2 separate regions of the Homo sapiens genome follow, and region 2 is linked to region 1. A link is a loop called in an ENCODE intact Hi-C map of the cell type or tissue named here. Cell type or tissue: chondrocyte. All regions are shown on one strand.

What was found. Hi-C counts contacts between places; a loop is a spot of excess contacts. Peaks named below come from ENCODE experiments on the same cell type or tissue, not always from the same donor. Only the 100,000 strongest peaks of a DNase experiment are listed, where the experiment ranks them.
Region 2: a loop joins it to region 1, with 2.6 times the contacts of the local background. A loop is called at or near these places in 3 of 110 quality-filtered maps.

The regions. Positions count from the first base shown.
Region 1 is chr17:30,902,364-30,910,363 of GRCh38, reverse strand. It overlaps TEFM (transcription elongation factor, mitochondrial), which reads left to right and starts at 4,126. Exons shown (of 4, transcript NM_024683.4): 1 at 4,126-4,196; 2 at 5,835-6,298. The coding sequence starts at 4,166. RefSeq lists enhancers at 2,588-3,388, 3,367-3,636. In chondrocyte, a CTCF peak has its summit at 3,811; a DNase peak (open chromatin) is centred at 4,053.
Region 2 is chr17:31,369,867-31,377,866 of GRCh38, reverse strand. It overlaps NF1 (neurofibromin 1), which reads right to left. Exons shown (of 58, transcript NM_001042492.3): 58 at 192-3,854. The coding sequence ends at 3,712. Among named protein-coding and RNA genes, the nearest start is that of RAB11FIP4, 18 kb to the left of the region's middle. RefSeq lists a silencer at 5,862-6,156. In chondrocyte, CTCF peaks have their summits at 4,323 and 4,526; no DNase peak of the experiment used is centred here.

The sequences.
Region 1 (8,000 bases):
TTTTTGTTTTTTGGTTTTCTTTGAGACGGAGTCTCTCTCTTATCGCCCAGGCTGGAATGCAGTGGTGCAATCTCGGCTCACTGCAACCTCTGCCTCCAGGTTCAGGCCATTCTCCTGCCTCAGCCTCCCAAGTAGCTGTGATTACAGGCGCCCACCACCACGCCCGGCTAATTTTTGTATTTTCAGTAGAGATGGGGTTTCACCATGTTGGCCAAGCTGGTCTCGAACTTCTGACCTCAGGTGATCTGCCTGCCTTGGCCTCCCAAAGTGCTGGGATTACAGGCGTGAGCCACAGTGCCCAGCCTCCTGTTTCCTTTTAAATGTGAACATTGTTTCTCAATCTTCTTGGGAATCGGAATCCTCTAACCACATCTAATGGTGGTGCTCCCAAGGAGTTCTCTCCTTATCTCACTGTGCTTTTCTCACGCCTACCCCCTCTCCCTGGCTCCTCGTATCTGTTCTCATGAGTAAAGTACCATCTCTACAGGCTGACGGCCTCCAAACATACACCCCAGCTCAGTGCTCCTCCTTAGCTTCAGATGTGCATCTCTATCTATTGGACATCACCCTCTAATGTCCTGCAGGCTTCAAAACAGATTTTAGTTTGTTTTTGTTTTTTTCAATAAACCTTTTGCACTCCTAACTTAAAAAAAAAAGAAGGAAATAGAAAATATCAGGTTGTATCACATGCAAAAATACAATGGTTGTTTTTGTTTTTCATTTAGTCAGGGTCTCACTCTGCCACCCAGGCTTGAGTACAGTGGTGCAATCTCTGCTCACTACGACCTCCACCTCCCAGGCTCAAGGGATTCTCCCACCTCAGCCTCCCAAGTAGCTGGAACTACAGGCGCATACCACTATGCCCAGCTAATTTTTTTTGGTATTTTTGGTAAAGATGGGGTCTTGCCATGTTGCCCAGGCTGGTCGTAAACTCCTGGGCTCAATGAATCTGCCTGCCTTGCTCTCCCAAAGTGCTGGTATTACAAGTGTTGAACCACCACACCTGGCCTTTTTTTTTTTTTAATGAAACTTTTGTATCACACATGTATCCTGGATCAGTCAAAAGTTTTAAAAACACAGAAACTAGATAACAGGCTAGACATAATGATGGAAGGAGTAGAAAGAGCCAGAGACACCTGCATCTGGGTGACAAAAACAGGGAAGTGAGAAGGAGCTAGTTTTTGGGGGAAGACGGTGACTTTCATTTTGGAGGCATCAATTCTGGTTTACAGTAAATCAGGCAATACTTATCTCTTTCCTTTGTATTTCTGGCTCTGGTCAAAGCATATTTCTGAATAAATGCTTTCAGGAAGGAGGGTGATTCCCCTATAGGTCATTCATAATCATTTCTCAGGAAGAGGGGGGATGCTTTACTGGGCAAAACCACATTGATTGAACTCTTATCTTATGCTGGGTTCTTTGCATCCAGTTTCTCATGCATCCTCCAAGCAGCCCTGTGAGGTAGGTACCATTAACTCCGTTTTACAAATGAGGAAGGTGAGGTTCAGAGAGGATAAGAAACTGACTATGGTGATGCAGTTACTAAGTGATAAACTGTGTCTTGCTAGCGAACCAGACCATCTCTGAAAGCAACACCAGGAATCCTTATGGCCTCTTGTATTAGTTTCTTAGGGCTGCTGTAACAAATGACCACAAACTGGTCATTTATTCTCTCCAGTTCAGGAGGCTGGAAGCCCAAAATCAAGGTGTTATCCGGGCTTGTTCCTTCAAAGGGCTCTAAGGGGACTCTGGCCCATGCCTCTCTCCTAGTTTCTAGTGACTATTGGCAACCCTTGGCCTTTCTGGGTTTGTAGAAAGCATCATTCCAATCTCCGCTTCCATCTTCACATGGCATTCACAGAGTCATCTTCTCATAAGAACAGCAGCCATGTTGGATTAGTCCCTGCCCCAGTCCAGCGTGTCCTCATTTTATTTTATTTATTTACTTATTTTTTTGAGACAGAGTCTCGCTCTGTCGCCCAGGCTGGAGTGCAGTGGTGCCATCTCAGCTCGCTGCAAGCTCTGCCTCCCGGGTTCACGCCATTCTCCTACCTCAGCCTCCTGAGTAGCTGGGACTACAGGCGCCCGCCACCACGCCCGGCTAATTTTTTGTATTTTTTAGTAGAGACGGGGTTTCACCGTGTTATCCAGGATGGTCTCGATCTCCTGACCTCGTAATCCCCCCTCCTCGGCCTCCCAAAGCGCTGGGATTACAGGCGTGAGCCACCGTGCCGGCCTTCCTGTCCTCATTTTAATTAGTTACATCTACAATGACCTTATTTGGAAATAATAAGGTACTGGGGGTTAGGACTTCAACAAATCTGTTTTGAGGGATGCAATTCAATCATAACATCTCAGTAAACTGAATAAGCCCTACAGTTGAGGAAATTATTTCCTCCTGATTTGGAGGATTTTGCAGAAAAAAGTTGATGTTATTTCTTGTTAGATTCCTAAGTTCCCCAGAAACTGCCAAGGTTTCTAGACTTCCTATGAGCAATTTTTTTTCTTTTTTTGAGACAAGGTCTGGCTCTGTCCCCCACGCTGGAGTGTGGTGACACGATCTCCACTCACTGCAACCTCTACCTCCCGGGCTCAGGTGATTCTCCCACCTCAGCCTCCTGAGTAGCTGGGATAACAGGCGTGCTCCACCACACCCGGCTAATTTTTTCGTAGAGACGGGGTTTCGCCATGTTGCCCAGGGTGGTCTGGAACTCAAGAGCTCAAGCGATCCGCCCGTCTCGGCCTCCCAAAGTGCTGGAATTACACTTTGGGAGCCACTGCTCCCGACCAGCACATTTTATTAATACTTATGATTCCCCTACATCCCCACTGCCTTCCAGACACAAACAATCAACCCATTGCTGCCTCATAAAAACGCAAACTCATCACCTTTCCCTCCCTCCTGAATTCCCCGTTTTTCACAAAACTGGCTCCCCATCTTCCAGAAATAATTCTTTTCTTTCCACTCTCCTTACATCTCCTAGGTTCAATTCCTTACGGTTGGCCAGGCGCAGTGGCCCACGCCTGTAATCCCAGCACTTTGGGAGGCCGAGTCGGGCGGATCACCTGAGGTCAGGAGTTCGAGACCAGCCTGGCCAACATGGTGACACCTGTCTCTACTAAAAATACAAAAATTAGCCGGGCGTAGTGGCGCTCGCCTGTAATCTCAGCTACTCGGGAGGCTGAGGCACGAGAATCACTTGAAATCGGGAGGCGGAGTTTGCAGTGAGTCCAGATCGCACCACTGCACTCCAACCTGGGCGACAGAGCAAGACTGTTAAAAAAAAAATTCCTTACGCTTGCCTCTCACCTGGGAAGATACACTCTCTTCGCGACTTCTCATTGCTCCCAGGCTCTTCACCTGCAATCCAGCCTCACATTCGCTATACAGTATATGGCCAATTTTCTAGGAACACTCTCCAGTCTGACTGCAAATCATAAACCTCGGGGACTTCAGGCTTCCTATCTGGTGGAGTATTCAACTGCTCCACCCATTATTCAAGGACCAACTAAATTCGGCGCTACATTCATCTCCCTTTATCCCTTCTAAGAGGAATACCGCTCCAGCGCCAACGCAATCTCCTCCTCCCTCGCCTTTACCTAATCCCTTGCCTGCCCTGTTTCCCCGCTGAGCTCCTCAAACACTTCGCATCTCTCCCCGTTATTCCAGTCTACCTGGTGAAAAGGTTATTTGAGGACCTTGTCTACGCTGCCCCTACCTGATCCCGCTCCCGGCGCCACAGGCTGGGCCCCAACAGGAGCTCCTCAATCTAAGTGTCTAGGAGAAACCCAGGGAGTCTCCACGAAGGAGGCACTTTACCCACTACAGACTAAAACTGGCCTCGGAATCGCCTTCCTGGAGATTCGGCCCAGCGGCTCTCAGGAGTCGGTAGGGGCAAGAACGTTTCCCCGGTGCAGTGGAAGAAGACTGCGGGCCAGCCAGGGACTCGGGATCCGGGGACAGGGCCTCGGCAGGCGCCCGCCTGGAAGCCCGCAGCCCAGACGCGGACGACCCACTGCTCAGCGGGACACACCTCGGGCCTTGCCCCGGAACGCCGCTTGGACAACAACCTTTCCGCCGAGTGCAGGCCGAGCGCTTTTGGGCGCAGCACGCAGGAACCGGAAGTCAATGGAGGAAGACTGGACCTACTGATTCAACTTGGAGATGAGCGGGTCTGTCCTCTTCACGGCGGGAGGTAGGGTGCTTGGAACACTGGGGTGATTTCCCGTCTGTCATTAGCCTCTGACCCTAGAGGCTAATGGAATACGGCGGGAGGTAGGGTGCTTGGAACACTGGGGTGATTTCCCGTCTGTCATTAGCCTCTGACCCTAGAGGCTAATGGAATACGGCTGGAGGTATTCTGGAGGAACCTGGAGTGTTTCCTTCCTCATGTCCCTCATGTCCTAGAGTGTTTCCTTCCTCATGTCCCTTGTTCAGGCCCCTCTCTTGGGGCCCCAGCCTAGCTGACGGGGCAGTTTTCGGAACATTTGTGCTTCCCCGGCCTCAGGGTCCACGGGTGGCTCCTCAGAGTGGGCGGATGGTTCACATTCTCACAGCCGCTTGCTTACCTCTGGCCACATTACTTTCCTGTGGCTGCGATGTTAGAGTGACTTCCCACTGGTTTTACAAAGTTATGCATTGTATGGTGTTTCTCATACTTGCAAAAACGTCATGTAGAAGTCTTGAAAAGTGTACGGAAGAAAGTAAAACTGCCCTTAAATCTATCACTTAGCTGAAACATTTCTTATAAACGTACAAAATTTAATTTTATTTAGTTCCACCAGATGAGATACTAAAATGTGAAAATGGAAGTGAAGACAAAACCCTTTTTTTTTTTTTTTTGAGACGGAGTTTCGCTCTTGTTGCCGAGACTGGAGTGCAATGGTGCGATCTCGGCTCACCGCAACCTCCGCCTTCCGGGCTCAAGCGATTCTCCTGCCTCAGCCTCCCGAGTAGCTGGGATTACAGGCATGTGCCACCACGCCCGGCTAATTTTGTATTATTAGTAGAGACAGGGTTTCTCCATGTTGGTCAGGCTGGTCTCGAACTCCCGACCTCAGGTGATCCGCCCACCTCGGCCTCCCAAAGTGCTGGGATTATAAGCGTGAGTCACCGCGCCCGGCCTAAGACAAACCTTAACAGGAAATATTAGTTACAAAAAGATTCCTCTAAATTAAAAATATCAGAAACTTTAAGCAGTTGGAATAATTATTTCAACTACTTGCTTCCTGATGGGTATAAAATACAATTTTCTAGGTAGTAAAACTTCGGACTGATCCATAAATATCGGGAGACATCTCTCGTGACTTGAAAACAACAAAAGCTCTATTTAAAACTCTATATAATATAGTTTAAAAACTAATCCTCTTTTAAAGATGATTCTCGGGCCGGGCACAGTGGCTCACGCCTGTAATCCCAGCACTTTGGGAGGCTGAGGTGGGCGGATCACGAGGTCAGGAGATGGAGACCATCCTGGCTAACACTGTGAAACCCCGTCTCTACTAAATATACAAAAAATTAGCCGGGCGTGGTGGCAGGCGCCTGTAGTCCCAGCCACCTGGGAGGCTGAGGCAGGAGAATGGCGTGAACCTGGGAGGCGGAGCTTGCAGTGAGCCGAGATCGGCCACTGCACTCCAGCCTGGGCAACAGAGCAAGACTCCGTCTCAAAAAAAAAAAAAAAAGATGATTCTCCAAGACAATTTAATATTGTCCTCTATTAGTTCTTAAATTCCAGGAAAGTATTTGTGACTTTGCAAAGGATCTAGTCAAGCTTGCAACTAACCCCAAAGGAAGTAGGACATCCAACTTATATTTTGCTAAATTTTCCTTTTAGAGAGGTGGAGATGCTTTCTGACCCCGTCGAGGTCATCCCTGTACTGGGCCTTACATAATTTCTGCTGTCGGAAAAAATCCACTACACCTAAGAAAATTACTCCCAATGTTACTTTTTGTGATGAAAATGCAAAGGAGCCCGAAAATGCACTTGACAAGCTCTTCTCTTCAGAACAGCAGGCTTCCATCTTGCATGTGTTGAATACAGCATCTACTAAAGAACTTGAAGCTTTCCGATTGCTTCGTGGAAGAAGGTCCATCAATATCGTAGAGCACAGAGAAAACTTTGGGCCATTTCAGAATTTAGAGAGTTTAATGAATGTGCCCTTGTTTAAGTATAAAAGTACAGTTCAAGTTTGTAACTCCATACTTTGTCCAAAGACTGGACGGGAAAAAAGAAAGTCACCGGAAAACCGGTTCCTGAGAAAGCTCCTCAAACCAGACATAGAAAGAGAAAGACTTAAGGTATATTCTTCATGTCTGCTATACTGCCTAATATTTGAGAACCTACTCTAGAAAGCACTCTTCTGGGCATTGGGTTGGGAAGTGGCTAAGACAGGGTTCTTCAGGTTTAGTTGGCAAGTATATGATCACTACCAAATAATGAGATGTACAGATAGTAAATTGGCAGTTGAGAGGAGAGAAAACAATGGGCTGTGACTGTTGTGGAAAGTTTACTGGAAGAACTCAATTTAGGTCTTAAAAGAGAGATCCTTTGGATGGGAGAGGAGGGCATTGTAGGTAGAAAGAACAGTTGATGCTGAGAAGCAGGTCTAGGCAAGGCTTATTTAAGAGGAGTGTCGTTGGAGATACCAGGCTGTGTCTAAGGGTGATGTTAGGATTAATGAGAAATTAAGGAGCAAAGATAGGTTATGGCCAGTGAGTGACTTTAGAACATTATACCAGTCTTTCCGGCAGAATTTAAAATTATTTTCTGTACCTTTTCTCCTTTAAAAAGCATTTTATCTTGAATCATGCAAGTCTATAGGTAAGATTAAAAAAAAAAAAAAAAAGCGGCTGGCTCACACCTGTAATCCCAGCACTTTGGGAGGCCAAAGCGGGCGGATCACAAGGTCAAGAGATCCAGACAATCCTGGCCAATGTGGTGAAAGCCCATCTCTACTAAAAATACAAAATTTAGCTGGGCATGGTGGCGTGGGCCTGTAGTCCCAGCTACTCGGGAGGCTGAGGCAGGAGAATCTCTTGAACCTGGGAGGCAGAGGTTGCAGTGAGCTGACATCACGCCAGTGCACTCCAGCCTGGCTACAGAGCAAGACTCTGTCTCAAAAAAAAAAAAAAAACACCATTCTAAAAGCAATTCTTTTTCTATTGTCTTAAAAAAATAAATACTAGAAATATTTGACACAGCCAATTTTTTTTTTTTTTTTTTTTTTGAGACAGAGTCTTGTGCTGTCGCCAGGCTGGAGTACAGTGGCATGATCTCACAACAACCTCCACCTCCCAGGTTCAAGCGATTCTCCTGCCTCAGCCTCCTGAGTAGCTGAAACTACAGGCACATGCCACCACGCCCAGCTAATTTTTGTATTTTTAGTAGAGATGAGGTTTTACCATGTTGGCGCCAGGATGGTCTTGATCTGTTGACCTCGTGATCCACCTGCCTCGGGCTCCCGAAGTGCTGAGATTACAGGTGTGAGACACTGCGCCCGGCCACAGCACTCAAGTATTAAACTTTAGAGGAACTCATGTCCTGTGTAACATTGCTTGATAATCATTATCTCATAAAAATCATAAGCACCATTTTTTTTCTGGACCAGTGGGTCCGTTTTTTGAGGAATATGGGTACTTTTGAAAACCTGATGAAAGCTGTGGACCCTCTTCCCATAGAAAAAGATATAGCACATATACACAGAATACTACACAGTTTCAGAGGACTGGCAGATTCTGTTAAGTCCACTCATGGACTCCAAGTAGAACTGCTGCAATTGATCTGGAACATATTTTAACCAAATTCTTCAGGGAGGATTCTCATCCAGATTCATGGCCAAAACTATTTATACCCAGATTAGAGTGGAGTTGCATCTTATTTAGGGGGCTGGATTTTAAGTCAGTTTTTATGGAGATATAAGTCATGCAGTAAAATCCTTTAAGAAAAAATCGATTGCCGACGAAGTATTGTGTGTAGTCTGGTTCAGTAATGCTTGTGCAC
Region 2 (8,000 bases), 470 kb before region 1:
AGCATTTCACAAAAATATTTCACTTTTAGTGTGGAGAAGTTCTGGAAATGGAAAGATCTTTCTCACGGGGAGTAGGAGAGCCAAAAACATCCTTAAGGAAAATGGCCTTAATGTTTCAAAAGATTGGGAGGACTCGGGGGGAAGAAAACAGAGCTCGATACATCTGAAGAAATTAAATAACTCCTCATATCTTAGAGCAGATTGAATTTACATTTTACTTAAAAAAAGGGGGGTGGGGGAAGTACATACACAAGGAGGAAAATGGGGTGAGGAACAATAAAGATCTGAAATGGATTTCTATGATTTTCCCCTACAATGATCGATTTTGTCTGTTGGGCAGTATTTTTCCTGCTGGCGTACAACTGTTTACAGTATTAACAAGGTTGTAGACAAAGGAACTGCCAAAGTTTAGGCCCGGATGGAAAGGACAGTAAGTTATCATATACAATTTAAGTTTACAATACACAGCATTTTCTTTAAATGATGTAACGCAGTCGCAAAAAGAAGTTAACAATACTAACACGAGAATAATCAAATTTTTGTTGTTATCCATGTGCAGCAACTAACTGCTTTACAAAAAAGCAAAATAATACAATATATCATCACATATATTTACAGTATAGTAAATATACTTTTTTTGTCAAATTTTACACAAACTATTTACAGGTGAATATACTGCATTAAAAAAAATTGTGTGGCTGACACTAAGAATGAATTTTTGCCTAAATCCATTGCATAACATTGAGTAAGACATGCCTCATTATGCCTGGGAGTCGGGGAAGGATGTAGAAACAAAAACAAAAAACAAAAAACCCAAACAAAACTGAAAACCCCTAAAACCTACAAACCTGGGAGGGTTGCTGGCTGGCACTCTGTCTCCCCAACTAGGACACAGGATAGAAGCTGACTGTTTAGGATGTGTCCTGGGCACCTGGCTCAGTCATGAACAGGTGTTGAGTGAATGGAAGACAGAGCTGTAGCCACTTTGCCCCAAATCTACTGAACTGCATCTCCATCTGGGCAACTAAGGGCATGCCCCTCGGATGGGAGTACTGGCATAACAGGTAGATTATCCAGGACAAAAACATGACTGAGTTCCTGGTTTCCTCTTTAACAAGTCAGGGGAAACATCTACAAACCGAAACGAATTACTTATAATATTTTTAACAGAACTTATGTCAATTACGCAGAAATGGGCAACTTGGTCTAAACTTCAGAATTTCTTTTATAGATTACAAGTATGAAGACTAAAAAAGTGTTGCATTTCTCAAGGGACACATAGTGGTGAGAGGTTTATCTCATGTACATTTTAGTTACTTGGAAAGCTAGATTTTCCTCAAAAGTCAGAAGTTCTTTAAACAAGGTAAATTTTAAACCTTAGTTAAGTTTTCAAACTCCTAGGATGTACTTACTAGTCAAAGGTATTTTTGCATTTCAAAGGCGGCTGAATTTTGATTTGTGCCAATGCTGATCATTTCAGGCGGTATGAAATACTACACCCTTGGTAAACCCGTTTATGGAAATATCAGTATTTTTAACAGTAAACCTCTGGAAGTTTCTTTATTTTGATGGGAAGAGCAAAATAGCATAACACCCACTATCATATGCACCAAACCAACAAACAAAAACAAGAAAAACATCGAACTAAAGTTATCAAAGGCTTACACTGCCTGCTATTCCAGGGCCTAGAAACTGTGAAACTTACCCCAGAAACACTGGGTTGTGGGAGAGCCAAGACCATGGTGGCAGCTTGGCATCCTTGGCACTGGGTTACTGATCTATTTCTAAACACAGTTCTAATTTCAGCTTTTTTATATAGTCATAGTTGCTCTGTCATTATAAACATTTTCTTCTAATGCAGCCTCTACAATAGTTTAAAAACAAAAGTTTAGTAAATTGCACCTGTCTTCAGTATTTCCAACAATTCTATGGTAAACTCATTAATAATACTAAGGTTTTCTTTCCTCTTATTTTGGCAAATAATTCTTACTTTTCCCAGGACTGTAAACAAATTTAAAAAATTAAATTCTTGTTATTTCTGAGTATCAAAACCAATTTTATTTACATTAACATATTACATTGTTACTGTGTGGATAAATGTGAAATATATTATTAAAATCAGAACACTTAAATGTACCATTATTTATTGAATTAGCTGTGGAATTTAATTTACTGAAATCCTCTAATGAAACAGCACTACAGGAAACTCCCCTCTCCCCTAGGTTTATTTTTTCCCCCCTCAAAGCCATTATATCTTAACATATAAAGGGAACCTGGGAGTAGAGGGATTAATATCTTTTTGTAATAAATATGGTTTAGTTCTAAATTGGAACATCCAGATACCAATATGCTCACTGAAGTCAAATTATTTTGTAAACTGCAGGTACCACAAAGAAATTGGATCTGCATTACTATGAAAATTCCAATGCCATGATAATCCATACCACCAGTATAGCAGCAATTCTAACAGCCCCCCTACTGTCATACTAATGCAGGCTGACCAGTCTTTTCACAGTGATTAAATGCAATTCTAGCATATATAACCTACATGTTTTCTTAAAGAGGTTTCTGATTTTTTTGGAGAGGAGGAGGAAGATTAAAAGACATTCAAAATACATCTTATCAAAGAAATTTATAATATACACCATACTCTATTCTTGGAAATTATTTAACAAAATAAAAATATCAGCTACCCTAAATGTCACGTACCATTCCATTTTGCTATGGAGCTAATGCAAACATCTATGAAAATTACCTTCTGGGAACAATTTTCAACACTTTGTTCACTGATTACCCTGCTCAGAATTAGTTAGGAAAGAAGAGGGGGAGGGGAAAAAATATATATATATATATAATTACTATACTTAGTATAGTTTTGGTTTACAAAAAACAAAACACAAAAAAACCACCTTTAGCAAAATTAAAAATTAAAAGATAATCAACTGGAGAAAAAAATAAACTAGTTTGGATGACTGAGTTTGGATAAGGACTTAGAAGCCATAGTTTTAATTCAGTAATGTTAAGATATATGTGGTCGCACTTATTTTCCTGTAATTATTGCTAATACTCAAGTGTTAGTATTTCTTAAGAATCCACTATAAAATATGAAATTTCCCTGCCCTCCCCCCCAAGTACCTTGTCTGTGGCTTTATGGTGTCAAGTCACTGAGGCTTGACCTCTATGGTTCTTTCAGTTTTGTACGGTTAAAAAAAAAGTCCACAGCTAAAAGATTAAACATACTGGGGTTATAATACTATTTCTCTCATAAACTTGTATCTTGAAAAATGTATAAATAGGACTAACACTTTACTCTGTAGGATGAAGAAGGGAAAACCACAGAAGGCAGAGCTCTGTGCAAATGGCTTTCATCACTGGCCAGTAGTAGCAGTATTCAAGAATTCATCCTCTCTTACAATTGAGATTTCTCAGTTAAAAGTTTCCTGACCTCCCACTTTCTTTGCAGTTGTTCTGAACACTTACATATACCAGATACACGCCAAAAGTAGAAGAAAAAAAGTTAAAGAAAAGGCAGCATTAAATTTAGGCAAGGCTTCGAAGAGTTGATCATCTGGCAACATGGCAAACCGGATGGGTTCATTATAAAACAGGAAGTGCAGCATTACAACATGGGGGGAAAGGGCAAGGACAGGGAAGGGGTCACTAGTGAAGAGCCCATGTTAAGTTGATTTTAAAAAAGAAAGCAAGCAAGCTTCACACGATCTTCTTAATGCTATTACGTTTGAAACTGCCAGCGCTTCTTTGCTTCTGCACTTGGCTTGCGGATCCGTGGCGAGTTCGTCCACTGTTACAGTGGCCAGTGGTAGGGGAGAGTTCAACGTTCTCCTTGTCGATTCCTGGAGAAAAAGAGAACAGCCAGTTACTTCTTCTTTTCCTTCCAGGACTGAATTTCATTGCAGTCATGTGTCGCTTAACAACGGGGACACATTCTAGGAAACAATCATTAGGCGATTTTGTCTGTGCAAATATTGTGGAGTGTACTTACATGAACTTAGATAGCATAGCCTACTACACACCAAGGCTATATGGTATAGCCTGTTTCTCCCAGGCAACAAACCTGTACAGCAGGTTACCATATTGTGTACTTTATGTAGTTGTAACACAATGCTAACTATTTGTATATCTAACACAGAAAAGGTACAGTAAAAATACAGTATTATAATCTTTCGGGACCACTGTCTATATGTGTTCTGTTGTTGACTGCAATGTTGTTATGCAGCACATGACTATATTTGTGATAAGATACAACCTGGCAAATTGTTTATGCACATTTCATTTTAATAGTCAATTGCTAAAATGTTTACTAAGTTAATGTCACATGGAAAACTTCACATTTTGTTATGCAAAGTTTGCTATCATAGCAGAAAATAGCACAAGAAAAATGAAAAGACAAGTTGCAAGGAAAAGCTAGAGGCTGGCAGGCTTGAACTAAATGAAAGGCTAGCAGCCACCAGGGAAGACTAGTGCTCCTTCCTCCAAATCATACCAGAAACTTCCAGCAGAGGTCATCTTCTAGCCTTATTCACATCCTCATTCATGTTTATAAACAGAATATACTCTCCAGCAGCAGAAAGTACTGATCTTTCCAGCAAATTTGTCACTTCAAAGAAAACTCAAGATGCTTTTATTTTTTTAATCACAGTGCCTATCCCAAAGAAACTATTTACTGAGAAAATAATATATCACAAAGGTCATACTGTAGAATCTTTGCTTCTTTTCAGCTATGCCAAGTCATTTCACATTCTGCAACCTTAAACAGATGCCATTTATTTCTCTTGAGGAGGAGATTAAACCTCCAAAACCTGGGCCTAACAATGATTGATTATTTATTTAGAGACAGGGTCTTGCCCTGTTGCACAGGCTGCAGTGCAGTGGTGTGATCATAGCTCACTATAACCTTGAACTTCCAGGCTCAAGCTATCCTCTCGCCTCAGCCTCCCAAACAGCTAGGACTACAGGTGCATGCCACCATGCCCAGCTAATTTTAAAATTCTGTCTAGAGATAGAGTCTCACTATGTTGCCAAGGCTGGTCTTGAACTCCTGGTCTCAAGCAATCCTTCCATCTTGGCCTCTCAAAGTTCTGGGATTACAAGCATGAGCCACTGCACCCCACCCCAATTAATATTATAAATAATCTAAGCAGTAACTTCAGAAAAGTAACCAGAAACTAAAATAAGATTTTTATTTTTATCTATCACATTAGGAAAGATTACAAATTGGGTAACAGGACTGTGGTCACCCTTGCGGAAGTAGTGACTTAAGGGGGCATGAGGATGGCTTCTTGGGATGCTGGTAATGTTCTGTTTCTTGATGTAGATGATGGATTTTCAAGTGTGTTTACATTTTAAAAGTTCACTAAGCTGAAAACTTGCAATTTGTGAACTTTTCTGTTAAACATCAATAAAATTTACCCCCAAAATTAGACTGATTATACTTACTGCTGGCATAAATTTTGGCGGGAAAGCAAACAGCTGCAGAACGTTTTAGTAATTTGTATCAAAATGTACATTACTGATTGATATTTACTGATACAAAAAGATGACCACAATTTTTGGAGTAGGAAAAAAACACCCACACACTGTGGGGAGAGGGCGTAGGGCTGGGTAAACATCTGCCAAAATATTTTATCTCTGTCAGAAGCCAAAGGACTAAAAAATATATTTTACCTCTGTATGGCAAGATTTCAGCTAATTTGTACTTTATTCTTCTTTATATATTGAAATTTTAAATCTTAGAATAGAAAAATTTCCATTTTTGGACAAAAAGTAATATTTCAAGTCAAGAAGTATTCATTATGTTACAGAAAATGTACATAGATCTACCCAGTTAGTTATTTGTTGGCTCATGAACAGGAAATGAACTTGGGATGACCTCCCTCTAGGAGCCACTCATCTTTCATTTGGATTCAGCTCTGAATTCGACTCAAGAGTATCAGGCATCTGTAAGCACGTGGCCTGGTTTACACGTGCTCAACAGAGATTTGCTGTCTTGAAAATCTGAACTGCTGTCAAAGGAACATGGGCATTTGTCAGTGACTGTTTATGAACATGTGCACTGCATCAGGCATATGAGTGCAAGGAAAAACATCAGCGACATTTCTCCAGGAGGTGAGCATAGCTGAACCACCACTGAAAATCTGTTCTATTCAAATCTTTTTTAAAACCCTTATTAAATTTTTTAAGGCTAGTCATGTTCTAATCTAATCTAATCTAATCATATGCATAGAAAGATGACTAGAAACATTCATGGAACTTTTCTCTGGGTAACAGAATTCTGGTCTATTTAAATTCTCTTCTGTATATTTATTTGCATCCTCTCCAGAGCTATTTACAAAAGAAATAACAAAACTGAAAGAAAGCTGCTCATGATCTCTGGAATGTGCCTTGAGCTTCTTTGGGATGTATGTTTGTGTAGGCTCTTTTAATTGTCTTGCGTATCTCTACAAGATAAAATTCAACCCATATTTTTTTTTCTCATATCCTTTTCCTTCATGATGCATTATTCTGTCTCTTGCCAGAACTACTTTCTCCTTCCTTGCTTTTAAATTAACTTGCCTATGATTCTACAACTTGTACATCCATCTTCCTCTACTGAGTAAAGGCACTGAGAAGGGTAAAGATCATTATTATTCATTTTTGTTTTCCTGTAAAATCTAGTTATTTTTTCAATACATTGAAAAATTATTTTCAATTAATACTGAATGAACTGAACACTTCCATTTTAAAATGTGATAGCTAGATACCTGTAATTCAGAGCCCCAAAGCATGCAATCCCTGATCTCCAGAGAGTGGTATAATATTTTTAGTTGAAAAGATAGAACTTTTTTTTTTCCCTTTGGCATCCTCCACTTAAAATTATGAATTTGTCAGCGTATTTGACCTTCCATTTCCTCAAATTTGCATTTGGCCTACAAGTTTCAAGTCCAGTAATTCTGAGTTGTTTCTTTAATAGAAAATAAGATTCAGGCAAAACTAGGACCTTAAAAAGACAAAGGTTTGAAACAACTTGGAGCTGGCCCGCATGCAGGAGGGGCATGAAGCATGGATGACCACTAGGAAGGCCCTGTGACTCTCTGCCAGCAATCTGCTACCCTGGGGCTCGTTCTTGTGTGTCTTGCTACTACTAGACCATGGCCTACTCTGAGGGGAAAACAGTCATGACATGGGTGGCAATGCTTCTGTTTGGGCACAGTGTTATTCCTGAGAATTACAATTACATAAATTGTAGTAATGTAGATGAAGTCACTAGGGTGAAGGTATCTTCAAAAAAGTGCTAAGAACATTCCACTTTCTGTTTTGTGAAGCAAATAACCGTCAAACCTCAAATAATTTTAAAGGCCTTATTTATCTCCTGTTAAATGTTGAGGGTACAAAACAAGCTATAAAGTTGTTCACATACTATGACCTCAAGTATATAAAAAAAAGAAACTGGAAGGAAATGCACCAAAATGTTAATAAACAGTGGTTATCTATCTTAGAATGATAGGATTGTGGGTAACTTTTTCCTTTTATTTTTCTGAATTTTCCAATTTTTTTCCTAATGAGCACATTAATTAAAAATGTAAAAGTACGAGTGACTTGTCAGCCCCATCCCTCATAACCAAAAGCTTCAACACTATGTCAAAAGTTGATATTCTACTTCTTTTCTCAAATTCATTTTTCATCTAAATTCTTGTTTTTGGAATGTATGTTTTCTTCCTACTTAGTGACCCAACTGTATAAATCACACATAGGTAAATGTGGTGTGACTGTGATTCCTAAGTTCAACTTCACAGCAAAGATGTTTTACTGTAAGGATCAAAGGAGAAACTAACAAAAATCTTGGAAAGTCATTAAAAAAAAACAATTAAAATGCATTACGTTTACACCAAAATATATCTTGAAAAAGCCAAGGTAGTATGAAACAGAATGATCATAGTATCTAGTTCTGGCATTTAAGTTTCTCAGCATAATTCTCACTTCTAAGAATTTTGGCAGCATTC